Linked DNA regions of Homo sapiens: all the other regions are linked to region 1. The links are chromatin contacts, found by Hi-C or POLR2A ChIA-PET in ENCODE. All regions are on one chromosome and are shown on one strand. The core of a region is the stretch at or near the end of the contact, and the rest is flanking DNA. Distances in the headings are between cores, read along the strand shown.

Region 1 (7,410 bases), core at 3,661-6,160:
CACTCCCACAAGACTGTCTCAGTAATGCTGAGACCGAGCCCTAGAATCTGCATTTTTTTGGAGTCTTGCTCTGTCGCCCAGGCTGGAGTGCAGTGGTGTGATCTTGGCTCACTGCAGCCTCCCACTTCTGGGTTCAAGCAATTCTCCTGCCTCCGCCTCCCAAGTAGCTGGGATTACACAGGCATATACTATCATGCCCAGCTAATTTTTGTATTTTTAGTAGAGACAGAGTTTCACCATCTTGGCCAGGCTGGTCTCAAACTCCTGACTTCAGGTGATCTGCCCACCTCAGCCTCCCAAAATGCTGGGGTTACAGGCGTGAGCCACAGCGCCCAGCCCAGAATCTGCATTTTAACCAGCCTCCCCCAGGTTGCTGCCCACTGGTACACGTTCCTGTAGCAAAAAGGAGAGATACTCAATAGACTATAAAACTCCACATTAAAATACGAAAATCCGGACTACAAGAGTAACACCAAAGAGAGACTGGACAGATTCTACAGGAAGGTTTACAAATAATTTCCTTCCCACAGTCAAATTATTCTCCTCTCTGGCTTTTCCAGAAAAATGCTGGCAATTAAAAAGGTGTAAATAGGACAAAATCTAGGAAAGAAAATGTCCCAAACAGGAGTAAGGCCAAAAGGTCCCCTCTCCCTCCCACTTTTGGGGATTGACAATCCCCTGTAGCTACTTTGTAAACTTAAAAGTCTCGGAGTGGGTGAGAAGGGATCACCGGCTCAACATGTTCTTTTCCCCAAGCGGCCATAGCATCTGTCAGCAGGTCTCCCCGCCAGGCAAATAAGCGGCTTGCGGGCCGGCCCTGCACACCTGCAGCTGCTGGTTGCTCTGGCAACCGAGACCCAAGCCCAGGCCTGCAGCGGCCTTGCGCAGATGTGCTTCCTCTGGTTGTCAACGCAGGAAAAAGAATTGAGTGTGAAACACTCAGGATCTGTGAGAAACTATGTGATCTGGAAAGAAAAATCTCTGCAAACCTTTTTGATGCAAAAGACACTGTGAAATGGGCGTTAGTGAGAATTTCACGTTCCCACAGTGTGATGGGTGTTTTGCAGAGTCATGTGGCAATGTTGGGGTCAACAGCTGATCCAGTTCATTCCTTTCTCAGTTAAAGAGTCCAGGGAGGGCGGCTGACTTTGAAAGGGAAACAGGACTGAACCCTAGGTCTCTTGAGCCTTGTTTCTGGCAGATCCTCCACTAGCAATGAATTTTTTTTTTCTTTTTTTCTTTTTTTCTTTTTTTTTGAGAGGGAGTTTTGCTCTTGTTGCCCAGGCTGGAGTGCAATGGTGCGATCTTGGCTACTGCAACCTCCGCCTCCCCGATTCAAGCGATTCTCCTGCCTCAGCCTCCCGAGTAGCTGGGATTACAGGCATGTGCCACCACACCCGGCTAATTTTTGTATTTTTATTAGAAACGGGGTTTCGCCACATTGGTCAGGCTGGTCTCGAATTCCTGACCTCAGGTGATCCGCCTGCCTCAGCTTCCCAAAGTGCTGAGATTACAAGCGTGAGCCACCACGCCCGGTCCTGGCAATGAATTTTGAACCTCCTTTAAGTTTAACCACCTCCCTCCAGGAGTATCTAATAGCGTGTTCTCACAGAGCTAGTCCAAACCCTGGAAGTTCTGATGGCTCCCCATCCAACTGTGAAGAGAGGTCAACAGGCCACATATTGGCTCTAGACAGAGACATGGGATAAGGACTCATCTCAGTGACATGAGAAAAAAAGGGAATGAAGATTGTCTATGAAAGGAAAAAAATGAAAACTAAGAAATATTGAGAAGGAGGGCCTGGTGCAGTGGCTCATGCCTGTAATCCCGGCATTTTAGGAGGCTGAGGTGGGTGGATCACTTGAGGTCAGGAGTTCCAGACTAGCCTGACCAACAGGGTGAAACCCCGTCTCTACTAAAAAAAAAAAACCCACAAAATTAGCTGGGCATGGTGGCGCATGCCTGAAATCCCAGCTAGTTGGGAGGCTGAGGCAGGAGAATCACTTGAACCCAGGTGGCGGAGGTTGCAGTGAGCTGAAATCATAACAAGAGGGAAACTGCAACTCAAAAAAAGGAAGGGAAGGGGAGGGGAGAGGAGGGGAGGGGAAGGGAGGGGAGAGGAGGGGAGGGGAGGGGAGGGGGAGGCGGAGGTAGGGAAGGGGAGAGGGAGGGAGGGAGGGAGGGAAGGGAGGAAAGGGAGGAAAGGAAAGAAAATAAAGAAAGGAAAGATTGAGAAGGAAAGAATAAAGCAGAAGTAGAAAACAGCCCTGAGCCTTGGAGTCATAGGAAATTTTTTATCAGAGGTGTTGATTCTTCCTGTTTAATCCTGGTGGGTTAGCATTTTGTGAACAAGTCTTTCCCTTTTGCCTTGGCTACCAGGAAGCTCAGCGCTAAACTCTGGGTTAATTACAGCAGTTTTCCTTAGCCTCAGTTTTCTTCTCCCTGCATTACTGCAAATCCTTTCTGGAAGTAGGTAGGAAGACAGCATTTGTGATTTTCTTGCTACCTATCTATTCCCCCTGTTTTGACAGCTGGACACCAAATTCCCTCCAGGAAACTATCCTTCTCCTACTCTTAGCCCGTGTGCTTGGGACAGAGGGTTCCAACTCCATCTCAGGAGTGACGCATGTGAGATGGGTGTGAGTCAAGCAGTTCTGCCAGCTGCCTTGCCACAGTGCTTCAATTTTAGGCAGATCTATGAGCCAACTGGAGCCAAAGAGACGCAAAGAACAGTTTGTCAGGAATCACAGGATAGAAATTGTTGCCACTAGACTTGAAATTGGAAGGACATGAGTCTGAAGCTACCACAGCTGTATTGGGACCAGGAGGGAAGCATCTGCCCAAAACTACAGCCCAATCAAGAGGTGAGACCTGAAGGATGAAGAGAGAGAAAGAAACCAGATCCAGCTGTACCTGAAGCCCACCCTGCTGTCAAACAACAAAGTCCCCTTCTGCTTCAGTTTGCCTGGGTCTATAAGCATGGACAAAACACCTTACTTTGCTTTCTCTTACTCTATGAAGGGTACGTGGTTATGGCCAAATATGTAAAAAATACAGGAAAGTATAAGTAAGAAAAATCCGGCCGGGCTCAGTGGTTCATGCCTGTAATCCCAGCACTTTGGGAGGCCAAGGCAGGCAGATCACAAGGTCAGGAATTCGAGACCAGCCTGGGCAATATGGTGAAACCCCGTCTCTCCTAAAAATACAAAAATTGGCTGGGCGCTGTGGCTCATGCCTGTAATCCCAGCACTTTGGTAGGCTGAGATGGGCGGATCACCTGAGGTCAGGAGTTTGAGACCAGCCTGGCCAATATGGTGAAACCTCGTCTCTACTAAATACAAAAATTAGCCAGGCGTGGTGGCAGGCACCTGTAGTCCCAGCTACTGGGGAGGCTGAGGCAGGAGAATCACTTGAACCTGGGAGGCAGAGGTTGCAGTGAGCTGAGATCACGCCACTGCACTCCAGCCTGGGCGACAGGGTGAGACTCCATCTCAAAAAAAAAAAAAAAAAAAATCCATCCATAACCCCATAACCTAGAGATAATGATCAAAGTGAACTTATTGTTCCTAAAATTTACTTTGAAGACAGGAAAACCACCACTCATGAGCACCTTCAAGCATGTCAGTAACCCAAAACCAGATCCCTTCACAAGTTTCTCCATTTAAGCCGCACGACAGGAGTTTGTAGCTCATTTCTGTTTAGCTGTAGAGAGTAGTTCTAGCAGGCTTTTGACTTAGATTTAAGGATTTTTTTTTCTCCTCCCACATTCAGAAGCCATAAATCTGTACTCCAGGAAGCCAGAGGCATAGTATGAGGAGACAATCCCTATTCTGGGCTTGGCCCAGAATCAAACGCCTTTTTGCTAGAACAGCTGAGCTGGCTGAGGGAGCCGCCTGTCTCAGAGGAGCAGCTGGCATTTCAGGTGTGCCTTTTTTTTTTTTTTAATTATACTTTAAGTTCTAGGGTACATGTGCACAACGTGCAGGTTTGTTACATATGTATACATGTGCCGTGTTGGTGTGCTGCACCCATTAACTCGTCATTTACATTAGGTATATCTCCTATGCTATCCCTCCCCCCTCCCCCCACCCCAGGTGAAACCCAGTCTCTACTAGAAATACAAAAATTAGCTGGGCGTGGTGGCTCGTGCCTGTAGTCCCAACTACTTGGGAGGCTGAGACACAAGAATCCCTGGAACCCAGGAGGCGGAGGCTGCAGTGAGCCGAGATCGCGCCACTGCACTCCAGCCTGGGCGACAGAGCGAGATTCCGTCTCAAAAAAAGGAAAAAAAAAAAAAAAGAAGATATTCTCATGCCCTTTGGAAATGAGGCACCTAAGCCTCAGAGAAGTTAAGTGCCCCAGTACGCTGCACATTTAGAACTCAAACCCAAGCCCCTGCTTCTAAAAACCGTGTTCGTTCCGCCACCCCACAGCTGCCCCTCTATTTTTGTAGGGTGATTCTACAGAACTGGGAAGGTAAGGAGTTGTAGAAACCCTCTGCCACATTTTATTCTTTGCCTTTCGTAGAAAAAGATCATACTTACGTTGCTTTGACTCACTCTGAAGATTAACCTGGAATTGCGTCTCTTCTTGGACAAGTCAGAAGTCCTTTCAACTATCCTTTTCAATTATCTTCTCCTGTCTGGTAGTTTCCCATCTAGAATTTTAATTCACGAAGACTGGAAACAGGACTTCACAAAATGTCATCCTGGCACATTTTCCAGGAGGAACGGTTTTATTTATAAACAAATAATCGGAGCATTTTCATTTCGCTATGATGATCGCTGTAATTGGCAGAATCACAGTCGCGCTGGGGCTCGAGGCTCCCGGAGGCCGGGGGGTAGGCACGGCGCGGACGCACCCTAGGATCGCCGCCAGAGGGCGCCAGCGCGCTCCTTCGCGTCTGCTGCTGCCCTGATGAAAACGCTCACAGCGCACGCGGTACAGACGGAGCAAATCCTATGAACTTCTCCAGCCCAGTTTAGAACAAGGGAAAGGGGAGCGCGCGGTACCGGCTGTCCACTCCGCGGTCCTCCTGGCTCAAGTCACCCTGAGTCTTCCCCCAGCTGACAAAGGCGATCGGACGCACAGCCAGGACCCAGAACCGTGGATGGATCCACTTTGCCAATATATTGAAAAAACTGATGCCATGTTGAGAGAAGAGAGAAATCTATTTTTGTAAGAAATGTTACTTTACACATACTTTGCTGATTTTTTATCTCAAAAAACCCAAGACCTGGTGTAGTGTCCAGTAACTCAGTTGCCTGGAGCCCTATGCAATGAGACTGAATTTCCATGGGGCCCGGTTAGTAGCTTTAAATCATTTTCAGGCAAGGCGTACACACACACACACACACACACACACACACACACACACACACACACACGTATATACACAGAGAGAGAGAGAGCTCACCTGGTACTTCTCTTTCGTTTCATGGTGACACATTACAGTGCACACAACTTGACCAGCTTACAGGTGCTAGAAATGGAAGTCTGAGGCTGACAACTCAAGGGTGTGTGTGTCAGGGGCAACAGCTCCGTAGATGGGTATTATTAACTATAATTACACCAACCCAGCCTCTTTTGAAAATTGATCAGAGATGCTTTTTCTTGTCTTGATGAGTAGGTCGGAGTAATTATCATTTGCACTGGGAAATAATACCATTGGTTCTAGGGCTGATGTCTGCAAAGCTGGCTTCACTGTTTCTTGGACTTGTCTTTCATCACATACCTCAAGTCTCTCTGAGAAAGAAACTAATTCACTATTGTTTCTCCGCTGTGGGAGAGGAAGGCTGTGGGTAGGGAGTAAACTATAACCGAGATGTACACTTACTGTATTTCATGGTGGTTAGTGCCCTGGAACCAACGTTTTTGTTTCGTTTTTCAAATGCAACAGTCTGACAGGTTTTACTAATACTAGCCCTCATCTGGCTTTTACTGAGGTGTCTGTCTCGTGTTACAAACCATTCTGTGTACTGAGGATACAGCAGTGAAAAACAGTTAAAAAAAAAAAAAAAAAAAAAAAAGCCAGGCGCAGTGGCTCAAGCCTGTAATCCCAGCACTTTGGGAGGCCAAGAAGGGCCGATCACTTGAGGTTGTGAGTTCAAAGCCAGCCTCACCAACATGGTGAAACCCTGTCTCTACTAAAAATACAAAAATGTATTTGTACATGGTGGCACATGCCTGTAGTCGCAGCCACTCGGGAGGCTGAGACAGGAGAATTGCTTGAAGCTGGGAGGCTGATGTTGCAGTGAGCCAAGATCGCACCACTGCACTCCAGACTGGGCGACAGGGCAAAACTCCCTCTCCAAATAAAAAAGCTCTAAGTAATCAAATAACCAAGTAATTAATTACCCAAAGTCAGTCAGCAAATGAGTCAGAATTCAAGCCACAATAGCTATTATTCACACTAGTCACTCCTAAATTTTTTTATTTAGTGACAGTGTTTAAATTGAGCTAAGAATGTCTAACAGTATCTGAGTAGCTAAAGATTTGGAAAGTCTTGTCTTCTGCCATCCAACATTTGGTAAAGACATGGTTATTTTAGCCAGCATCCTTTTTTTTTTTTTTTTTTTTTTTGTATTGTTTTGTTGGAGAGAGTTTCACTCTTGTCGCCCAGGCTGGAGTGCAATGGCTCACTGCAACCTCCAACTCCCAGGTTCAAACAGTTCTCCTGCCTCAGCTTCCCAAGTAACTGGGATTACAGGCATGTACCACCACGCCCAGCTAATTTTTGTATTATTAGTAGAGACGGGGTTTCACCATGTTGGACAGGCTGGTCTCAAACTCCTGACGTCAGGTGATCCGCCCACTTTAGCCTCCCAAAGTGCTGGGATTAAAGGCATGAGCCACTGTGCCTGGCCTCTTTTTCTGAATATAAGTGAATTTTAAAAATCTGTCACCTGTGAAAGTAGACTAAATTCCAAGTCGTCAAAGTTCTGAATAAGCTGCCTACCTGGACTGCTGATCTGTAGTTCATCTAGCTCAAGGGAAAGCTAAGAAACAAAACAATCCTGTCTTTTAAAAAGGTTTGGGAAAAGCAGGGTATAGACGGGGCCACAGAGCACCCTTAAATGTTGAACTATAATGACACCTAAGTCATCCCTGTATTTGGCAAGTTTCCATGAAAGGGTGGTTCAAAATGACTCTTAATTATGTTTTTGGGTTTTTTCTAAAAGGCCATCTCAGAATTTTTTTTTTTTTTTTTTTTAGTTTGAAAGCAGCCTGTCCAACATGGTGAAACCTCATCTCTACTAAAAACACACAAAAAATTAACCAGGCATGGAGGTGCACACCTGTAATCCCAGCTACTCGGGAGGCTGAAGCAGGAGAATCGCTTGAACCCGGGAGGAGGAGGCTGCAGTGAGCCAAGGTTGTGCCACTGCACTCCAGCCTGGGCGACAGAGC
Region 2 (7,410 bases), core at 3,126-5,625, 220 kb before region 1:
ACCAGGCTGGTCTTGAACTCCTGACCTCAGGTGATCCACCCGCCTCAGCCTCCCAAAGTGCTGGGATTACAGGCGTAAGCCACCGTGCCTGGCCCCTCATCTTTTTGATAAGGGAGTTGGAGGGGATGACCAGCAAGGCCACTTTCGGCTCGGACCCAATGCAGTCCCAAGAAATCACAGGAGCAGTAAGTTATTCTCCTTCCTGTGTCCAGCCCCAGGCTCCAGTCTCAGCCGGTATTCTAAAACCATCAGGACTCCAAGAGGTCCAGGCAAAGTCTGAGCCCCACATCCACTCAGCCCCCAGTACCGCTGCTCTATCCTCCGCGGGCTTCTCCGTTCCATGGCCCAGTGGGGCTCTTCCTTCCTAATTTTCTGCACTTTCTTGAGGGTTGCCGGTTAGGTAGGAATGAATTCTAAGACACTCAGACCTCAGCCACTATTCTGGTGGGTGGCACAATGGATAGAATCTTCCTTGAGCCAGACACTGGAAATGAATTCACTCCTTGAAGGCTGATGGCTTTGGACACATCTGCTCCTCAACGTCCTTGCCTCTCAAATGATAGCGTGGCCCAGCCACCCTTGGATGGTTAGGTGGGATTTTCTGCTGGAATTGTGCATCTTGGGAAAATGTTTTGAAAAGCCTGAAACTCTGGAAAGATGGGAGTAGGATGGAGACTCCAGTTTGAGTCTCTAAGCCAGGTCTGCAGGATGGGCCCCTCCAACTGAGTAAGTGCCTGCTGTCCTTTTCCCGGCACCCCCACTGGCCAACTCCTCCTCAGCCAGAGATGTTGGGGCTATTTCCATCTGTGCGCTAAACCCTCGTGGATGGGCGTGGCCACCTTTCCATAGGAAACCACCCAGTGGTAAGTCCTCTATCACCCTCTCGTGACCTCTAGGTAGGTGGCCATATGTCCCCTTTACCCAGTTTATTCCGGTGAATAGTGCCTCCTTTCATTCTCAAACAAGTGTCCCAGCTGGCACAAGAAAACACGGGGTCACTGCACCTCTAGGCCAAGTGACACCTCTACAGACACCGCCTCTGGGCAAGCTGGGTCACCTCTGCACGGAGTCGTTTCAGGGTGGGTCAGCCCCTTTGGACATCATGTAACGTGGTCATTATCCTCTACATCACTGTTACAAAAGAGAATGTAACTTCAAGGTAACAGAAGAAAGATCAGAGGGCACCGGCCTTCCTCCATGAGGACGCAGCTCCATTTGCAGCCCTGGCTGACCACCTTCTTTGGTCCGCTTCTCTTCTGTTTCGTTCTTTAGCCTAAGGCTTACCTCTGCCAACGTCAGCATGAGGAGGCGCCACGGCCCCCTGCACCCAGAGCTGCCCTGGCAGTGGCTCCCAAGGCCACGGAGCAGCCCCCGGCTGAGGAGAGGCATATGACAGCCAAGGACATTCTGCACCCAACAGACCGAAGCTCCTTATCCCAGGCTGATTGTTCTCGGCTATGATGGCACCATGGCAAGGGAAACTTGAACGAAGGCTTGGGATGACACAGATAGGTGAGCTGCTGATGTTTTCACATTTCTTTTTCCTCCTCAGCCAGCAGTTGCATGGTTTTTCTTATGGATTGGAGAGGGAACACTGCCTGCCAGAACACTGCATGTGTGCAAATGTTTATAATAATGCTACTCCCATGACGGTGTGTCTTAGAGGCACGTCAAGGACAGGAGCCCTTTTTCCATTTTACGGATGAGGAAACTAAAGAAGGAAAGAAATTCTGCTCCTCAGCCGGGCGCGGTGGCTCACGCCTGTAATCCCAGCACTTTGGGAGGCCGAGGCAGGCGGATCACTTGAGGTCAGGAGTTCAAGACCAGCCTGGCCTACGTAGTGAAAGCCCATCTCTACTAAAAATACAAAAATTAGCCAGGTATGGTGGCAGCTTCCTGTAATCCCAGCTACTCGGGAGACTGAGGCAGGAGAATCACTTGAACCTGGGAGGCAGAGGTTGCAGTGAGCTGAGATCGCACCACTGCACTCCAGCCTACGTGACACAGCGAGATTCTGTCTCAAAAAAAAAAAAAAGGAATTCTGCTCCTTAACTTGACCTAATGAATTAGGCTTCCTTCTAGAAATAATTAAGGCTTAGATCAAATTGTATCCGAAACAGAAAGTGAAATAGGGCATGTTCTCACTCAGAAGTGGGAGCTAAATGCTGAGTAGTGAGGGTCATGTAGAGTGGATAATGAGACTTCAAAAAGTGGAAGGAGGGGCAGTGAGGGCTGAGAAAACTCCTGCTGGGTACAATGTTCACTCTTCAGGTGCAGGCACACCAAACACCCAGACTCCCAGACTTCCCAATATGTTCATGTAACCAAACTGCACCTGTACCCCCTAAATCTATAAAAATACACAATTTTTAAAATATTCTTCACAGACACGCACACTCACACACTCACACAAACTCTCCACTCCTCCGAGGCCCTTGCCTGGCTTCCCTCCTCTGGTTTCACTCATGATGCTTTCCTATCTCCCGGCTATAAATACACCACACTCAAACATGTCTCTTGGTTTCACTCCATTGGCCAAAGAAGTGGTTATCCAGAAGCAGCCAGTGAGGGGAGAGGCAACACATTTGCTCAGTCCAGGACAAAGGTGGCCCACAAAAACAAAATGTTTTCTTGCCTTTTGATGCATCTGACAGAGTGCTATTGAGGGAGGCCTGGGCCTGTCCCATACTCTCCGGGCCTACAAATACTTTCAGTATCCACCAGCACTGGGGGCTGATCACACAAGAATACAAAAGCTTCTCAGCCTGATGCGGTGGCTCATGCCTATAATCTCAGCACTTTGGGAGGCCAAGGCAGATGGATCACTTAAGGTCACCAGTTCAAGACCAGCCTGGCCAACATGGTAAAACCTCGTCTCCACTGAAAATACAAAAAAATCATCCAGGCATGGTGGCACATGCCTGTACTCCCAGCTACTTGGGAGCCTGAGGAAGGAGAATCGCTTGAACCTTGGAGGTGGAGGTTGCAGTGAGCCGAGATCGGGCTACTGCACTCCAGCCTGGGAGACAGAGCGAGACTCTGTCTCAAAAAAAAAAAAAAAAAAAAATCTCATTTTAGATCCTGCCTAAGCCACAGACTGACATGAGGCCCCCTCATTGCCAACCACTAGTTCAGCTGTGGGAAAGCCACCTCCAGGTCTTTTGTGAGAGAATCAAGGTCAGACCCCAGAGAAGCCATCTCTTCTAACTACCATGGTCTTCCTGACTCCCATTCAGAGTCAATCCTTCCTCTATTTCTCACAGACTTTTATTATTGTTATTGTCTTTAATGAAGATGTACCTAGAGTCATATATCATGATATTATTGTTTCAAATATTATTAGTAGTAGTATTTATTGGGTGCTAGTTTGTATTGAGTGCCTTTCATTCATCATCACACGTGATCTTCTTAACAAACCTAGAGTGTAGGTAACATTAATACTATACTATTATCACCATCACACCGATGAGGAAACTGTGACTCAGAAGGTTAAGTAATGTGCCCAAAGTCACACAGCTACTAAATGACAGAGCCACATTTTAAACTCAGGGTTGACAGACTCCACCAAAGATCATCTATTCCAACGCTTCCCATATGGAACACTATGCCAAGAGATGCATAGTTGCTATCTGACCTAAAATGGGTGGATAGGGAAGTTCTGGATTAAATAAGTTTAAGAAATACTACATACCCAGTGGTCCCCAGACTTGTTGGTTTCAGGAACCCTTTGCACCCTTAAAAATTATCAAGAGTAGGCCAGATGTAGTGACTCCTGCCTGTAGTCCCAGCACCCTGGGAGGTCAAGGCGGGAGGACTGCTTGAGTCCAGGAGTTTGAGACCAGCCTGGGCAACTTAGCGAGACCCCATCTCTACAGAAAAATGTATAAATTAGCCGGGTGTGGTGTTATGCACCTATAGTCCCAGCTACTCAGGAGGCTGAGGCAGGAGGATCATTTGAGTCTAGGAAGTCAAGACTGCAGTGAGCCATGATTATGCCACTGCACTTCAGCCTGGGCAGCAGAGCAAGACCATGTCTCAAAAAAAAAAATCAAAATCTTCAAAGAGCTTTTGTTTATGTGGGTTATGCCTATCAATATTTACTATCATCAAAATTAAACTGGAAATTTTTTAAAATATGCAATCGTTCACTTAAAAATAATAATAAATTTACTCCCTGCTAACACCATATTTTTGTGAAAAATGACTCTATTTCCCAAAACAAAAATACCAGTGAAAAGAGTGGCACTGTCCCACGTTTTGGTCCAACTCCTCAGTGTTCCGCTTAAGAGCTGGATTTTCACTTCTGCTTCTGAATTCAACCTGTTGCACTATCATGTAGGCTCTAGAAAATTCCAGTGTATGCTTGTGACAAAGTAAGGGTAAAATGATGCCTTAGTCTTGTTCTGAAAGTAGTGTCGACTTAACTGACCCTCCTGAAAGGGTCTCAAGGACCCTTGAAACTTCTGGCCCACACACTGAAAACCACCACTGTACTTTGAATTCTTTTTTTTTTTTTTTTTTTTTGAGACGGAGTCTCGCTCTGTCACCCAGGCTGGAGTGCAGTGGTGCGATCTCAGCTCACTGACACCTCCGCCTCCCAGGTTCAAGCAATTCTCCTGCCTCAGCCTCCTGAGTAGCTGGGATTACAGGCGTACACCACCATGCCTGGCTAATTTTTGTATTTTTAGTAGGGACAGGGCTACCAGGCATTCTTTTAGAAACTCACAGCGCATATCAGCCAGGCGCAGACTCTGAGAAGTCCTGCATGAAGGGATCATCTATAAGGTCTAATTGAATGTTTCCCAGAGTTATTGAGTGGAACATGCTTGTTAATTGACATACCCTATGACATCATGTGGAACGGCTTTCCAGTGCTAACCGTATGAAAATCTCACTAATCTGCCAGCCTCCCACCCTCAGGCAGGGTAACCCTAGAGCCACTCAGGAAACACATTTTGCATTTCACTACACTAAATCTTGCCTTGTCAAGCCGTCAACCCTCAGCGTTTCTTCCAGGGAAGCCGCGCAGCTCAGTGGAAAGACCACAGACTCAAGGCTTGAAATCTGCATCCACCACTTAACTAATTGTGTGACAACAGGAAAGACACTGAAATGCCCTTAGTCCTTCTCATCTGTAAAATGAGAGTAACACCTAATAGTGAAAGTTCCATAATCACTTTTTGTATCATCAGTCTAGACAGAGACCTGATCTCTACTATGTAACCAAACCACACACTTCATGCATTTCAAATCACGGGGTCTCTCTTGGCTCCTGTTGTTCTTGATCATGTTTTGTCACAATTTTGTTCATTTGCTTCATGTTGTTCTTCTGTCTGAGATGCACTCCCCATCTTTCTGCCTGGAAAACTTCTATGCATCCTTCAAAACCCTGATCAAAGTCCAACTCCTTTAGGAAGCCTTTTCTGACACCCCTGTCGCATTTCTTAGCCTTCAGCCCTCAGCACAGACCTCCTCAAACCTCAGAGGCAGTGCCTTCCTCGTGGTCACTTCACTGTCTGTCCCAAGTCTCTCTCTCCCCACCTCAGGCCCTGAGCTCCTCAAAGTCACTCTGCCTCCTTCTGCTCCATGCATACACAAGGTAAACCTCGAACAGCACTCATTCAGTAGAGGTTATCATTTCCTGTGAGACTAAGCCCACCAAGAAATCCTTTAGCCTTTCCTTGAGCACTAGTTGTTCTGCATCCTCCCTCCCCATCCGCAGGTGCAGGCAGGTCTTGATCTGACAGAGGTTCAGAGGCTGACCGTGCAGCCCCTCTCAGCTCTGCCCATCTGAACGCTGTCCTCAGGCCTGTCTGGCCTACATTCTCAAACTAGGAACAGAGGTGCATGGCAGGCAGGGGTCTGATGAGATGACAGCCAGGGGACATCAATCACCAGGGCCTAGCAGCGGTGGCACCCTGGGTGCTCTTCCTCAGGAACCGCTGCAGGAACTCTCAGTTCTGCCCAACATCATTTACCAAGGGCCTGTCTGGGACAACCGCCACCAATGGGTGCCTGTCCCACGCACATCTCACCACTAGCAAAACCCAGGGCTGAGGGCTGTGCAAGGGTCAGATTATCTAGAGGACTTACTGCTGCCCTTCAGAGCAGCCATGAGGCTGGACTTACCAATTCTCTTGTAGAGAAGGCTTTGTGGTCCTGGCTCTCTCCATGGGCTTTGCACAGTTGTTCCTACTAAGTTTTTTCCACAGCAGGCTGTGGACATCACAGGGAGGCAGCCATGTTTTTTGGGAGCTCAAGGGTCATTGTGCCTGGGGTCTAAGTGCTGAGCAGAACAGTGAGGAAAGACAGAACATACAGGAGGGCACCAGAGGTGCTTAGATCATGTGGGGAAGAACATCCGGAGGTTAAAATAACTTTTCTTACTCCCTATGTCATCTTTGTGGGTTCTAATGCAACTTCAGGATCTGTTTGCCTTTAAATTCCTTACTGGACAAAGTCAAGTGGACAGGAGTAATTTGGAATTCTTATGTTCTTTCTGACCAGGTACATATGATTGATTATTAAGTATTTCAGAGAGAGTGCAAAGGATCATCCTCAAGGGTTGCCCCAGTTAAATGTGAACAGAATCAAAAGTCATAGCTTCCACCCCATACAATGTTAAGGCATCACTCTGTCATTCATTCCTCCATCCAGTATTTACTGAGCACCTAGTATGTGCTCTGTACTAGGTTCTGAGAGCACAGTGGTGAGGAGGACCCACATGCCTCCTATCCTTCATAGGAGGAGAAAGGCACAAACCAGAAAACCCCCCCAACACACACACACATACACATATATTAACAAGGGAATGAGTGCTTTAAAGTTCAGGAATTATAAACACAAAGAAATGTGGTTATAGACATGGTTCATGGAAGGCTGGAGGGCTGTGGACTTTTCTCCAGAGGAGTAATATTTCAGCTGCATCAAGCAAGATGTGACAGTGGCAGGTGAAGGGGACCCGGAGCAGGTGGGAGGAGAAGCCCTCCTGGCAGAGGGGTCAGGTGTGAAGGCCCCGAGAAAGGGTGGCAAGGGCTTGGCACATGGAGGGATTGAAGAAAGGTGAGGTAGCAGGAGCGTGGCATGCAAACGCCAGCGGCACAAACTGCGCTGGGGAGGAGAGCAAGGGCTGAAGGTGCAGAGCCTTGGACACCATCCTAAGGAGTGTGATTTTTTTTTTTTTTTGGTCCCTCAGTGCAATAGGAAGCCCTAGATGGGGCTCAGCAGAAAGTGACACATTCTGAGTTATATTTTAGGAAGTCACTTGGGCAGGAGGTGCAAGGGTAGAATCAGAGAGACCCATCAGGAGGGCACAGGTGCTGGTGGCCTGAATGAAGGGACTGGCAGAGAAACTGCTGTGATCTGGAGAATGCTGGATATGTGGCTCCAGGGCCCCAGAGGGAAGACCTC
Region 3 (7,410 bases), core at 3,298-5,797, 170 kb after region 1:
GGAGGCTGAGACAGGCGGATCATCTGCAGTCAGGAGTTCGAGTCCAGCCTGGCCAACATGGTGAAACCCAGTCTCTACTAAAAATACAAAAATTAGCCAGGCATGGTGGTAGGCACCTGTAATCCCAGCTACTTGGGAGGCTGAGGCAGGAGTATCACTTGGACTCGGGAGGCGGAGATTGCAGTGAGCCGAGTTTGCACCACTGCACTCCAGCCTGGGCAACAAAAGTGAAACTCTGTTTCAAAAAAATAAAATAAAATAAATAATAATAATAATCCAGCCAGGCACGGTGGCTCACACCTGTAATCCCAACACTTTGGGAGGCCAAGGTGGGCAGATCACCTGAGGTAAGGAGTTTGAGACCAGCCTGACCAACATAGTGAAACCCTGTCTCTAATAAAAATAAAAAAAATTAGCTGGCCATGGTGGCAGGCACCTGTAATGCCAGCTACTCACGGGTTGAGTCACGAGAATCACTTAAACCCAGGAGGTGGAGGTTGCAGTGAGCCGAGATCACGCCACTGCACTCCAACCTGGGCAACAGAGCGAGACTCCATCTCAAAAAGTAATAATAATAATAAATAATAATAATAATCCCCACCAACCAAGTTTTTAATCGTGTTTCATATCCTCAAGAATATGATTTTGAAAGACGTCATCAACAAGAAACATCAATCTTTAATCACTTGAAAACCTATCAATTACTTGTCTAGTGACCAAAAGAAACGGACCCACACAACATGTATTAAACACTAAGTCACAAAATTCATTCTAGATTCAGAATATTACTGTAGTAAGCCCTTTGGTAACTTATGCTAAATACTCATTGATGTAACACTATATACTGACTTTCCTTTTCCCAAATATACCAACATTTTGCAAAAGTGACCATTTTATACCATATTTTAATGATTCCTATCTGTCCTCTAGACTGAGCTACTTAAGATAGAAATAGTGTCTTATTCACCTATGAATGCCCTGGTCCTAGAATAGCACCTACATATAGAAGAAATTCATGAGATAATTGTTAACACAAAAAAGATTAGACATTAGTTAAGCCCTGCTAAATGAGATTCCTCTTAAGTTGAATATTATTTATATTTCAAAAATACCTTATAATCAGAAGCGTCTTATATAAACAGGTGAAAAAGCATGAGCTATGGAATCAATATCTGAGATCAAACTTTAGGTTCATAACTTACTAGATCCATCATCCTTGGGAAAAATTATTTAACTTATCTGAGCATAGCTTCACATTTGTAAAGTGTAGTTTATCATACTAATAAAACATATGTTCACTTTTATATTATACATTTATTACATATTATAATTAAATATAAATTACATATTAAATACATACAATACCAATGTGGCCTATTACACATAAAATCACATGTAATAAGCACTCAATATAAATAAATGTCTATATTAATTTATTATTACCATTCTTTTTAAAGAAGATTTTGTACTTAACAATCAGATCACGTAGAAATTAGTGACAGAAGCAGTTCAAGAATAGGTATGAGCAGCTAAGCAGCTAAGCTTATGAGTACAGGACTACAGAGAAGAATGATAGGGGCATTGGTAGCAAATATCCACAAGTGGCAATTTTGTTTGGGTAAGCCAGGTGATTTTCCAGATACTCTGGAGAAATGTTTTCTGAAATCTCAAGTTCCTGGCAGTTATATTTACAGGCTAGAGTGCAGTGGCGCAATCTTGGCTCACTGCAACCTCTGCCTCCCAGGTTCAAGTGATTCTCCTGCCTCAGCCTTCCAAGTAGCTGGGACTACAGGCGTGCACCACCCCACCCAGCTAATTTCATGTGTGTGTATTTTTATAGAGACGAGTTTTCACCATGTTGGCCAGGCTGGTCTCGAACTCCTGACCTCAGATGATCCGCCAGCCTTGGCCTCCCAAAGTGCTAGGACTACAAGCATGAGCCACCGCACTCAGCCTACACAGCTGTTCTTAAACTTAAAAAAAGTAAATTATCTCTCCTTTACAGAGATGATGGTTTATTTTTATGTTACTGAAATTCATACAAACATAAAGTTACCATATTTCATCTAATTTAAGTCACTAATTGTAAACCACACCTACCACTAAAAAAGAAAAAAGCTGCCAATTAAACTACGATATACCATCAATTGACTGCTAAATGCATCCTGATTTCAGAGATGTTAAAATGTAGAAAATGTATACTTGTACCTGATAAAATGTAGTCATATAGTAGCTAAGAATTATTTATTCTTACGGAACTGTACAAGTATAAAACCAAATCTGCAAACTAAATTCCACAAACCAACAAAATCAATGAAATTCAAGTAAGAACATTAATTCAATATGATGGATGATATTCTGCTACAACTACACACTCAAAACACAAATATGGCACAGACTACTTTGGACTAGCATGCTTTTAATATTGAGCACAGTGTAACGAATCAATTCTCCCACCACTTTTCCCTATGTAAACTAGTACAAAACCTTTGCTGGAGAGATCAATGTTGCCTCATGATGTAGGAACATATCACTTACTGTGAACTCCATCTCCGTTGTTTTATAATCAAACCTGCAACAAGCGAAGTAATACTACTCACTATGAACGCTGGTTGTAAAACATAAAAAGTAATTGCAGAAACTGAAATTATACTAGTTTGGTGCAAAACTAATTGTGGTCTTTGCCATTAAAAGTAATTGCATGCCAGGCACAGTGGCTCACACCTGTAATCCCAGCACTTTGGGAGGCCAAGGCAGGTGGATCACCTGAGCTCAAGAGTTCAAGACCACTCTGGGCAACATGGTGAAATACAAAAAAGCTACTAAAATACAAAAAAAAAAAATTAGCTGGGCGTGGTGGTGGCTTGGGAGGCTACTTGGGAGGTTGAGGCAGAGAGAATCACTTGAGCCCGGGAGGTGGAGGTTGCAGTGAGCTGAGATTACACCACTGCACTCCAGCCTGGGTGACAGTGAGACTCCGACTCAAAAATAATAAATAAATAAATAAAAATAAAAGTAATTGCAAAACCACAATTACTTTTGCACCAACCTAATAGTTCTCTGCTATCCAGATGTACAAATGACCCAGAAAATGTTTATATTAAATCTTTTTAGCTCTCTGTATGAAATGAAATGGAAGAAACTCAAGATAAAACAATAATAAAGTATATACCTTTTGAATTTAGTGTCATTTGCATGTATTACTTGATAAAAATAATCAATTAAAAATGTAATTTTTTATTCTACACAGAGAACTTGCAAACTAGGCCAAAGAGAATTTCGGAGAAGTCCAGTTTGATATACACTCACATAGAGGTAAAAGGATATAGAAGAATAAGGCCATAATTTGTGTAAAGAATATCTCAACTCAGCTATGGCTACGATCTGCAACCTATTAGTTGACTGATTTTTACTCCCTGATTCTCAGTTTCTCCACTTCTAAAAAGAGGGTAAATAATACCTTCTGCCTTAAAAACACTCTATATATAAATGTTAAGTCTGCTGCAGACTTATCTTTGAATTATGATTATCATGTGCTAAATCAAATGCATACTAAAAACAGGCACAATGGTAAGAGTAGGAAAATCCAACACTAGGCCTAATTTTGTGTGTGTGTGTGTGTGTGTGTGTGTGTGCACGCGCGCAGACCGCTCTGCCTATTCAATGACTATGCACATATGAGGGACCCAACAAATCATATTTTAATAAGTAAAATAAGGACAAACTATCTTACAGATGACCAAATTTTTACGACAAAGAAGCCCACACAGCTTTACAAAGACTAAGTCACTAACATGACAAGTATCAATTACAAGTTATTTCTCTTAACAAAGAGATATGTTCTGGCAATATGCTTTGCCAACAAGTAATTCATTAGACTGCTAGCCACCTGATCCAAACTGGGCCGATCGGTTTTACTCTGCTATGAAGTTAAAGCTAGGTTAACCAATTAGCCGGTAGAGAAAGGATGTGATGCAGCCTATGGTAGCCATTTTCTGGCATGCACAGGGAGAAGTAGAGAAAACCAGTCTGCTGAGAGGAAGTAAGAAATAAAACAGATGCAGAGGGGGAAAAAGTGCACATAAGAAACTGTGGGTTCTCTGAGTGACTGAGAGAATAGCTAGCCTTAGTTCCTGCTAGCTTTCCAACTGCCTCCTCAAGCCAAACTGGAGTTCCCCTCTTTGGGTACCATGAGATGCTCTGTACCCTTATAATAGATTCTCTTTTCTGCTTTTCATCACCTGAAATGGGTTCTATTACCCATAACCAAAATAGCTTTAATTAAACCCATCAGATGCCTATTATCAAAATAGAAATAATATCAAATACAGTTACAATTCCACAAACATTAATTGAGCACCCACAATGCCCTGGGATATTCAGAACTTAGATCACATCTAGACAAATATTAAACCAATTCCAGTTTACATTTTTAAGCTAAACTGTCAAAATATACAAAAATCCTGGGCTGGGCACAGTGGCTCACGCCTGTAATCCCAACACGCTGGAAGGCCAAGGTGGGAGGACTGCTTGAGCCCAGGAGTTCAAGACCAGCCGGGACAACACGGCAAAACCTCATCTCTACAAAATATCAAAAACTTAGCCAGGCGTGGTAGCACACACCTGTGGCTCCTAGCTAGTGAGGGGGCTGAGGCAGAAGGATCACTTGAGCCTGGGGAGTAGAGGCTGCAGCAAGCTGTGATCACACCATTGCACTCCAGCCTAGGTGACAGACAGAGACTTTCAAAAAAAGAAAAAAAATCTTGACCAGTAAGAAATAATGAAATGTGAACATACGAAGCAAAAAAAAAAAAAAAAAGATTTTTTTTTTGAAAAGCTATTTGAGGTCATCAGATCATTATTATAACATTAGTAGCATTAGCAAACTAACGCTAATTAGTAGCATTAGCAAACATTAGTAAGATATAACCTCTGGCTATCAATTTTTAAAAATCAGCTTTTAAGCCCTTACCAGATGCGTCTGGCCCTACAATCTTATTAAAAATATATTTACACTTTTTAAAAAACAATAGTTTACATCTTCAACAGACTCTTACATTTCTACTCATATTTTTCAAAGTTATAAACTTCTTATCAAATAAAAAGAAAAAATAAAGCAAGAATACTAATTGTCATGGTGGTGCACATCTGTAGTCCTAGCTACTTGTGAGGCTGAGGCAGTAGGATTGCTTGAGCCCAGAAGTTCAAGGCTGTATTGAGCTATGATCACACCACTGCACTCCAGTCTGGGAGACACAGCAAGACCCTGTCTCTTTAAAAAAGGAAAGAAAGAAATTACAAGTTATTTCTCTTAAAAAAGAGATGTTGGCCAGGCGCGGTGGCTCATGCCTATAATCCCAGCACTTTGGGAGGCCGAAGCAGGGGGGATCACCTGAAGTCAGGAGTTTGAGACCAGCCTGGCCAACATGGTGAAACCTCATCTCTACTAAAAATACAAAAAATTAGCTGGGAGTGGTAGCGGGTGCCTGTAATCCCAGCTACTCGGGAGGCTGAGGCAGGAGAATCGCTTGAACCCGGGAGGTGGAGATTGCAGTGAGTCGAGATTGTGCACTGCAATCAAGCCTAGGTGATGGAGCAAAACACCATCTCCGAAAAAAAAAAAAAAAAGATATGTTCTGGCAATATGCTTTTGCCAAGAAAAACCCTGAGCAACAAAGGAAGACATGGCTCTATAAAAAATAAAAAAATTATCTGGGCTCAGTGGCACACGCCTATGGTCCCAACCATTCAGGGGGCTGAGGTGAGAAGATCACTTGAGCTCAGGAGGCCAAAGGTGCAACAAGACATGATCGTGCCACTGCACTTCAGTTTGGGTGGCAGAGAGAGACTCTCTCTCTAAAATTTAAAAAAGATTTTAGAGGCTGGGTGCAGTGTAATCCCAGCACTATGGGAGGCTGAGAAGGGTAGATCACCTGAGGTCAGAAGTTCAAGACCAGCCTGACCAACATAGTGAAACCCGGTCTCTACTAAAAATACAAAATTAGCCTGGCATGGTGGCGCACGCCTGTAATCCCAGCTACTCGGGAGGCTGAGGCAGGAGAATGGCGTGAACCCGGGAGGCGGAGCTTGCAGTGAGCCGAGATCCCGCCACTGCACTCCAGCCTGGGCGACAGCGAGACTCCGTCTCAAAAAAAAAAAAAAATAATAATAATAATGTAAATGAGACCATTTTTAATGCCTTATATTGTGTGTGTGTGTGTGTGTGTGTGTGTGTGTGTGTGTGTGTGTGTGTTTCATTGGTTTTGTTTTACATTTTTCTCCTGATGACCTTGCCCAGCATCTTTCAGGATTTTAATGGTGGCACTAAATGGCTTTTCTTGGCCATTCCTTCCATACTACCTCACACTAAATGGAGATTCTATTAGTTGCTGAGGATATCTATTCCAACTATTCACTTAGGACCATAAGAAACAATTTCAAGATGAGTGTAAGGAAACATATTTAAGTCAAAACTCTATCAAAATGCTATTTCCTGACTCTCCATATGCACCTACTCTTACTGGTAGGTCACAGTGGTATTCTTTTGAGTCACCAGTAATTAATGGTTAAGTCAGAGCCAAAATCAGATTTTAAAACCTGAGTATTATTCCCCTATCCCACTGCACAGCTATTTAAGTAAATGTACACACACAAAGTATCATTAGCAAAGGCAAGTAGAAAGGGCCATGCTACATACAGGGGTATGTAACAGGCCTTCCAGGATACTCGGTCTTGCCTTCTTTCAATGGCCTCTCAGAACTAAACAGACTCAATTTCAAAGCATTCAATAGAATAGTTTATATTAGATTATCATCAGACCTGGAGTTTTAAAAAACTATACCAATCAAATAAGTTACTAGGTTACTTATCTACCTAGGGATCTCAATGCACATGCAAACATTTTCAGAATTTCATTATCAAACATGCCCTCCTACCTAAATGTGTTAACCATGCCCACCTAGCCTCCGTTCTGCTGGAATTTTCTGATCCCCACTGAGATCATGAAAAACATTTCATGGCATCCCCTCCTATAAGCATTCCCAGTGGGACAGAAAAGCCAATAAATCCCTTAAAATAGTCTAGCATTTCCCTTGCCAATCCATTTTCCCTAAGAAAATGGTGAAGAGAGAATCTACTAGACTGTGATTACCCAAGGGAGATGATAAATTCCAGGTGATATGAGGAAGATTAACTGAGCACACACAAAAAATAGTGAACTGTTAATTTACTTATCTTAAAAACAGATAAGAAATAAACTTTACTAGTAAGTATTTCTTATGTTGATCTACAAAAGCAACACACCTTGTGAACACACACATTCTGAGGGAAAAGTGGCAGCTGCACAACACAGCAGGGTTGACAATGAAGTCTTCAATTGTCCTACCACTTTTGGCACACTGTATTTGGTAT
Region 4 (7,410 bases), core at 1,663-4,162, 140 kb before region 1:
GCTGCTTGTCCCTGAGTCTCTGATTGCGAGGAAAGGGGTCACCCGCTGGTCGCACCACCAACAAAGCCCTGCCATCCTTTGGCTCTGCGCTCACCCATAATTACTGGGCGTGAGGTGGGAAGGGCCGCCCTTTGGGACTCAGGTGGTGGGGAGGCTGCAGAACAGAGTCGGCAAGTCAACTCCAATCACAGTAAGCATTTTCAAAGAAACACATAAAAATAGCCAGAAGTGGGTCAGCACTTCCAGTGAGGTTAGAGACAGGAAATTGGGACAGACTCCCGGTCCTGTGTAGAGAGATAAAAGTTTTATTTCATAAGTACAAACTCATACTCTTTCCAATCTGATTCCTCGTTTCTTTTCTTTTGCTTTTTCATCTCCTCTGTCTTTTGGATACACAGGAAACACACACACACAGCTAACAAAAACAGTGTGATGTTGGAATCTTGCTCCTTCAGTTCTAAGGTCCTCTTTTTCCTGAAGCTGAAGAAAAAAGATACTTAAAGAAAACTTACTTGAGAGTCAGGCAGGAAGGGGAGATGGGATACACACTTTCCCTATCTTTCAGGTTTCTGCAATCTCAGCGCATGCTGCTTAAGAGGAAAAGAGCAGCAAAGCAGATGAAAAGCACTGCATCCTTAAGTGATTTACCTGTTCCCAAGCAGGCCTGCCTCACACCTGCCTCCCCCCAGTTCCCTGTCATTGACCCTCCCGCCACCATATCTGTGGCATCTGGTGTGCTGCACACACAGTATATGTGTGCAAGTGCATGGTATATACACATAGCACACATGCATACATGCTATAAACACATGCCCATATATAGGCTCAGTGCACAGGTACGCACAGTGCTCAGGTACACAGAGTACACACACCTGCTAGCCACATACACTCTCAGTGTACACACATGGTGCTCATGCACACATGGTAGTGCATGGTGAATCCACATAGCATCCATGCACACACACAGTACCCACACACACACGCGGTACATACACATGGCACCCCTGCACATACACAGTAGACATGCGTAACCCAGAAAGTGGTTCTTGCTCTCTCTGCAACCTTAAGACTTTGGCAGTTTTTGTTAACTCCCACACTTGGCAGGATTACATTTCCTTGTGGCCTCAATGACGTGATAGGGCAGATTTATTGGGCTTACAGAAAAAAAGAGAGAGGAGAGAGAGCGAGAGAGCGAACAGTAAACTCTGCTGTGCAGTCAACCTGGACCTTGGTTTTAAGTTGCACATCATCAGGGCCAAGAGAGAAGATTTGGCAACATGGGGTGGTTTGGTGAGAGTCGGCATGTTTCACTGGTAATCTGCTGGAGCACTAAAATATATACATCCAAAGGTTACCTTCTTTCAATTCACTGAAAAATAAAAGGAGCTTCAAGGCTGGACCAAATAACACACATAAATAACTCATGCATGCCTGCATGCATAGATGCAAACATACATACCCAAGATGTGTAGCAAACAAAACAGGCACAGTGCTTTCAGGAGAAACTTGGGTGTGGAAGTAAGTTCTACCTTTTTGCTCTATTTTCCTCCTGGAGGGAGAGAGGAAAAGCAGCTGCCTAAATGCTCAGTCAGCCCACAAGCTGTCATGCGTGACTATCTCCAGGGCAGACAGGAGAGCAGGAACCCCTTTCTGAAGCTGAGTTCTGATGCAGAATGTTTTCAGGGCTTAAGACAGCCCCCACACAGCTAGCCAACAGAACTTTCTGGGCTGCGGTCAGTTAGCTATGTCGCACAGGAATGGCATCTGCTTTCACTTATTTCAGAACTCAAGCATAAGTCCTGGGAGTATTTGACCAAAAGAGCCTCCCGCTTGGCGTGCGAGGGTTAGGTTTCCAGAAGATGTAGCACGTACCTGCGCTTTCAACTCCCAGAAGCCAAAGCTATGGAAAGATCTCAGCGTGTTTTTTTTTTAATTTTATTTTAAAATCATACCGTTTTAAAAGTTCTGCTTGTTATAAATCCAGCCTGAAAGCAGATGAATGAAACATAGACCCACACAAAAAAAATCTACAAGAATAGATCTTTTTTTTTTTTAACTTGGGGTTTTTGAGGAGGGATTTTAGAGGAGTGGCGGGGAAGCTACTCAGTCGAGATAAACTCCTTAAAAGCATGGGCAAAATTCCCTTTTCTGTGACCAGTTTTTTTAAAAATGACAAAGTCACACAAGAGAGGAAATGAAAAGGGAAATTTTTAGACTTCTCATCTGTGCTGAAAGCCCCGGGCTGTTTCAGAACCCGGTCAGGGTAACCGTCAGGCCTGCGGTCACCGCGCTGCAATCCCAGGAGGCCTTGCGTCAGCGGCCATTATATCAATAAGGAAGTACAATCACCAAACCACAAGCCGGCTTCTTTTCTAAGCCCACATGTTGCTTTAGAGGGTTTTCAAACAAGAGACTTTCCTGTTTTTGAAACCTGTGAATCCACAGGTCTTACAGGTTACTCAAATTATCTTATCACTTGCAGCATGAATTTCAAAACTGCTTACTCCAGCCTTCCCCTCCCCTGGAGGAACAGACGTCCATTTACAAACCAGAATCCTTATTTACAGTGTCCCGTTGCCAATTGCTGACACAGAAGGGGGAAAAAATACCAGTTATACATTAAGCTTTAAGGTTAAAGTATCTGTGCCAGACGCTGTCCAAACACCATCTATTCACTGACCTGAAGGCAGGATGACCACACCGGAGAAAATTCTACAGAAACAGTTTTGCGGTCACAGCAGTATTCCTTCACAGAGCCAGGCTATGTTTCCTGCAGATGCATACACATGCTTGCAAATGTACTGTAAGAAATCATCACAATTCACAGGAAACATATTTATCCTAAGATGTGTAGCAAATCTGTTGGAAATTTTTAAGCACAGCCAAAAGACATCCCAAACCACCTATGAGGTTGCTTCCCAGGTTGCTGGAAAAATCAACGTAGGATAGCATCGGTAGAGGACGCTACCGCGGCGCAGGTGAAAGATGTAAACAGTGCAATCTAAATCTTCAATGGGATGCAAGTCAGACTTATTTTTCTCTTGAGCAAATAAAAAGATTCAGATTAAAGAGTGCCTTATAGAACTGGTACAGAGTTCTACATAGAACTGATATAGAGTTCATCTAATAAGAGTGTCTTATAGATGAGATAAATCCATAAACAAACGTCTCTCTTTCCTGCTCAGCTCAGCAGCTTGAGAAAGATGTGCCACACCTAACAACTGCATTTGACAGCCATCTCCTGGTTTAACTTCTACCCTGGCCAGCGGCCACTTAGCGTTGCCCCAGCAATGCCTGCAGACTTCATCACGCGCTCCCTCGCTGGAAGCGTCCCTCCTAAGGCAGACCTGAAGTTCACAGAGGGCTTCTGGACAGTAGTTCACATTCTGTTTTCAATGGTGGCCTAATCAGACTGAGAATAAACAACAAGTGAACTTTATCCTGCAGCTACAACCAGTGAACTCTAAGCCCATTTCACAGAATGCACACAGCAATAATGGATCTAGCAGACACTTATCTAATCTCACACTTTCCGTCTTTTTGGGTTATAATCAACACTTAGCTCATCAACACACACACACACACACACACGCACATCTTCCAAAAAAGAACCTGCTCTCAGTTTAAGCACACTGAGATTTTATTTATCTTATTTTATTTGTCTGCATTCCAATAAACCTTCTAACATTGAAATGTTGAGACAGACACTCTAAAGTCAGGATGCTGTGATGTTTATGTTTGAGGGAGGGTTCTTTCAAAGTAGCCAAAATTGTCTCTCTTAGGAAATGTGAAGTGTGAATGAAGCCACACCAAAAAGTCTCAGAAGTAAATCTCTCAAAGATTATGACCAGCCTGTTGTGGAATAACGCAATATATCCTTAGAGGAAAATACAATAAAGTAAGAGAATTCCAGGCTTCCTACACAGGCCCAGTAGGTATTTTTTATCTTAATAACTCGTTGGTAAATGGCCTACTATGTCCATAGGAAAAGCATCCTCTTCTTCAACTGTGTTTTAAAAAGAATAACTTCTTCTTTCCTCCTTTGGAAAAGCCATTGCTCCAAAATTCACATAAAACAAATACAGACTGGTTTTCTGTTCCTTTCACTTTCTGTCCCTATCACTTTAGGCTGTGGTAACCAGGACTTCTAGGCCTAAATATGCTTGCCTGATTTTGCCTGAGTTTGCTGGAGAATTGCTCAACCACCCTCTCACTTTGGCTGTGTAGACCATAGCTCTTGCCCTCCCTCCAGGGGAGAGGCATTAACTAATGAAGAAAACAGTGACTCCCCTCTTCTGCCACCACTGACACTCCATACCCAGGCCTGTGCCACCAGGCCTGCTTCCAGGACTGTGGGCTGCCTGTTCCCTGCTATCCTGAGCCTTCCAGCTCCAGTGCCAACAAGGGCACTAGGTAATGGGTACTTCTGATGAAGGACACTGCATGAGATCTTCCCATCACTTAGAGAAGTGTTCCATTTGGGGTCATTACCAACCCTGTCTACTCAGACCAGCAAAGCATAGAGAAAAATAGGATGGATAGGCAAGTATAAGGCATCACCTTATATCTGTGTCTTAAAAAGCTCTTTATATTACAGAATTTCTTTATTTGGAACAACAAAATACTCTGAAGGGAATCTCATGAATTTTAGTTTGGAACGTTTATAGAGGTTGTCTGGAAGAATAGTTTTTGTTGATTTGGTTTTTTAATACAAAGAAAAATAAAAGCTTTTGTAGTTATTCTTGAAGGTATGACCTCCAATTACAAGCATGAGAGATATTGTAAGCAAGTCCTTTTCTTTTCTTTTTTTTTTTTTTTTAAGAGACAAGGTCTCACCATGTTGCCCAGGCTGGTCTCAAACTCCTGTACTCAAGCAATCTGCCCACCTCAGCCTCGCAAAGTGCTGGGATTATAGGTGTGAGCCACTACACCCAGCCTGTAAGCCAGTCTTTTAAAGCTCATTTTAAACTTTTTTTTTCTTTTTTGGGACAGGGTCTTGCTCTGTCATCTAGGCTGGACTACAGTGGCACAATCTCAGCACACTGCAACCTCCATCATCTCCAAAGTTCAAGCAATTCTCGTGCCTCAGCCTCCCGAGTAGCTGGGATTACAGGTGCCCACCACCATGCCTGTCTAATGTTTGTATTTTCAGTAGAGACAGGGTTTCACCATGTTGGCCAGGATGGTCTAGAACTGCTGACCTCAAGTGATCCACCTGCCTCAGCCTCCTAAAGTGCTGGGATTACAGGCGTGAGCCACGAGGCCCAGCCCATTTTAAACTTTTATTATGACAATGTTTATTTTATATTTTAAAATTTTATTATGACAAAAGGAGCATATAGCACAGTGACTCTCCATATAACTGTCACTCGATTAACAATTACTCGATTTTTTGATGTTTGCTTCATTTATTGTGTTTTACTTTTTTTCTCTTTGCTGAAATCTTTTAAAGAGCATCGCAGGCCTCATGCCATTTCACTCCTTCCTACTTTAGTATGCACCTCTAAAATGCATGAATATTTCCTTACATAGCCCCATGAAGATCCCTTTTAAAAGCAATACAAGAAGTCAGCTTTGTGGAGATGGCAAATAGCACATGGCTATGAAGGCTTGAGATAACATTTCCAGTGAGCATAGCATACAGACTCAAAAAGTCCGAAATCTCAAAGGCAGTTGGACAGAAGCAAGATGAAGTATTCTGGAAGATTGAGTCAGATCATTCAAAAAGGGACACAAGGCTGAGCATGGTGGCTCATGCCTGTAATCCCAACACTTTGGGAGACCGTGGCAGGCAGATTGCCTGAGATCAGGAGCTCAAGACCCAGCCTGGCCAACATGGTGAAACCCCGTCTCCACTAAAAATACAAAAATAAGCCGGGTGTGGCGGCACACGCCCATAATCCCAGCTACTTGGGAGGCTGAGGCAGGAGAATCACTCGAACCTGGGAGGCAGAGGTTGTAGTGAACCGAGGTTGTGCCACTGCACTCCAGCCTGGGTGACAGAGCGAGAGTCCATCTCAAAAAAAAAAAGATGGGGGGCACAAGTGATGACAAAGACTGTTGATAAATAGTCTGAATAATGAGTAACAAAAAAGCAAGATTCCTAAATAAGTATATTTATGCATGTGATTCTAAATATAACTGGCCAGCCGCGGTGTCTCACGCCTGTAATCCTAGCGCTTTGGGAGGTCCAGGCAGGCGAATCACTTGAGGTCAAGAGTTCCAGACCAGCCTGGCCAACATGGTGACCTGTCTCTACTAACAATACAAAAATTAGTCAGGCGGGGTGGCACGTGCCTGTAGTCCCAGCTACTCCGGAGGCTGAGGCAGGAGAATCGTTTGAACCTGGAAATGGAGGTTGCAACGAGCCAAGATCGCACCACTGCACTCCAGCTTCGGTGACAGAGCAAGATTCTGTCTCAAACGAATAAATAAATAAACAAACAAACAAGTAACCAAGTCAATAAATTAAATTCTTAACTAGAAATATGACTATTTCACTTACATCATTAAAAGTATATATTCAAGCCACCAGGCATGGTGGTTCATGTCTGTAATCCCAGCACTTTGGGAGGCTGAGGCAGGTGGATCACGAGGTCAGGAGTTCAAGACCAGCCTGGCCAACATGTGAAACCTCGTCTCTACTAAAAATACAGAAATTAGCCAGGCATGGTGCCACATGCCTGTAATTCCAGCTACTCGGGAGGCTGAGGCAGGAGAATCTCTTGAACCTGGGAGGCAGAGATTGCACTGAGCCGAGATCATGCCACCACACTCCAGCCTGGGTGACAGAGCAAGACTCCATCTCAAAAAAAAAAAAAAAAATCAAGCCGGGCGCGGTGGCTCACACCTGTAATCCCAGCACTTTGGGAGGCCGAGGCAGGCAGATCACCTGAGGTCAAGAGTTCAAGACCACCCTGGCCAACATAGTGAAACCCTGTCTCAACTAAAAACTACAAAAATTAGCCAGGCATGGCAGGGCACGGTGGCTCACGCCTGTAATCCCAGCACTTTGGGAGGCCGAGGTGGGCGGATCACGAGGTCAGGAGATCGAGACCATCCTGGCTAACACAGTGAGACCCCGTCTCTACTAAAAATACAAAAAACTAGGCGGGAGTGGTGGCAGCTGCCTGTAGTCCCAGCTACTTGGGAGGCTGAGGCAGGAGAATGGCGTGAACCCAGGAGGCGGAGCTTGCAGTGAACCGAGATCGCGCCATTGCACTCCAGTCTGGGCGACAGAGCGAGACTCCGTTTCAAAAAAAAAAAAATTAGCCAGGCATGGTGTAATCCCAGCTACTCACCAGGCTGAGGCAGGGAGAATTGCTTGAACCAGAAGGGCAGAGGTTGCAGTGAGCCGAGATCGCACCACTGCACTCCAGCCTGGGTGACAGAGCAAGACGCCATCTGAAA

The links. Hi-C counts contacts between places; a loop is a spot of excess contacts on that map. ChIA-PET counts read pairs that join two places held with the same protein, here RNA polymerase II (POLR2A). Pooled maps may share reads with other maps.
Region 2: a loop to region 1 is called in a pooled map, with 4 times the contacts of the local background. The contact joins two enhancer-like sites. A Hi-C loop is called at or near these places in 1 of 37 single-sample maps with no recorded cell type and 3 of 50 pooled maps. POLR2A ChIA-PET finds 5 or more read pairs at or near these places in 6 of 52 experiments (GM12878, HEK293, HepG2 and 3 more).
Region 3: a map with no recorded cell type shows a loop between it and region 1 (5-fold over the local background). The contact joins two enhancer-like sites. A Hi-C loop is called at or near these places in 1 of 37 single-sample maps with no recorded cell type and 1 of 50 pooled maps. POLR2A ChIA-PET finds 5 or more read pairs at or near these places in 4 of 52 experiments (CD4-positive, alpha-beta T cell, T-cell, activated B cell and 1 more).
Region 4: a pooled map shows a loop between it and region 1 (4-fold over the local background). The contact joins the promoter of LNCATV here to the enhancer-like site in region 1. A Hi-C loop is called at or near these places in 1 of 37 single-sample maps with no recorded cell type and 6 of 50 pooled maps. POLR2A ChIA-PET finds 5 or more read pairs at or near these places in 7 of 52 experiments (B cell, Caco-2, HEK293 and 4 more).

Annotation. Positions count from the first base shown.
Region 1 is chr1:235,099,486-235,106,895 of GRCh38, forward strand. No RefSeq gene overlaps it. Among named protein-coding and RNA genes, the nearest start is that of SNORA14B, 25 kb to the right of the region's middle. RefSeq lists a silencer at 4,795-4,964 and an enhancer at 5,585-5,724. Within about 2 kb of position 4,911, at least 7 of the 41 ENCODE cell types and tissues checked have a DNase peak (open chromatin) inside an H3K27ac peak, as active enhancers do; they include GM12878, where a contact is called at or near this core.
Region 2 is chr1:234,877,161-234,884,570 of GRCh38, forward strand. No RefSeq gene overlaps it. Among named protein-coding and RNA genes, the nearest start is that of LINC02971, 76 kb to the right of the region's middle. RefSeq lists a silencer at 4,918-5,054 and an enhancer at 5,438-5,507. Within about 2 kb of position 4,376, at least 4 of the 41 ENCODE cell types and tissues checked have a DNase peak (open chromatin) inside an H3K27ac peak, as active enhancers do; they include GM12878, where a contact is called at or near this core.
Region 3 is chr1:235,271,389-235,278,798 of GRCh38, forward strand. The region is part of intron 2 of ARID4B (AT-rich interaction domain 4B); the gene reads right to left. Among named protein-coding and RNA genes, the nearest start is that of ARID4B, 53 kb to the right of the region's middle. RefSeq lists an enhancer at 69-657. Within about 2 kb of position 4,548, at least 7 of the 41 ENCODE cell types and tissues checked have a DNase peak (open chromatin) inside an H3K27ac peak, as active enhancers do.
Region 4 is chr1:234,961,087-234,968,496 of GRCh38, forward strand. It overlaps LNCATV (lncRNA negative regulator of antiviral signaling), which reads right to left and starts at 2,913. Exons shown (of 4, transcript NR_125945.1): 1 at 2,681-2,913. RefSeq lists enhancers at 1,679-2,878, 2,192-2,491, 2,512-2,561.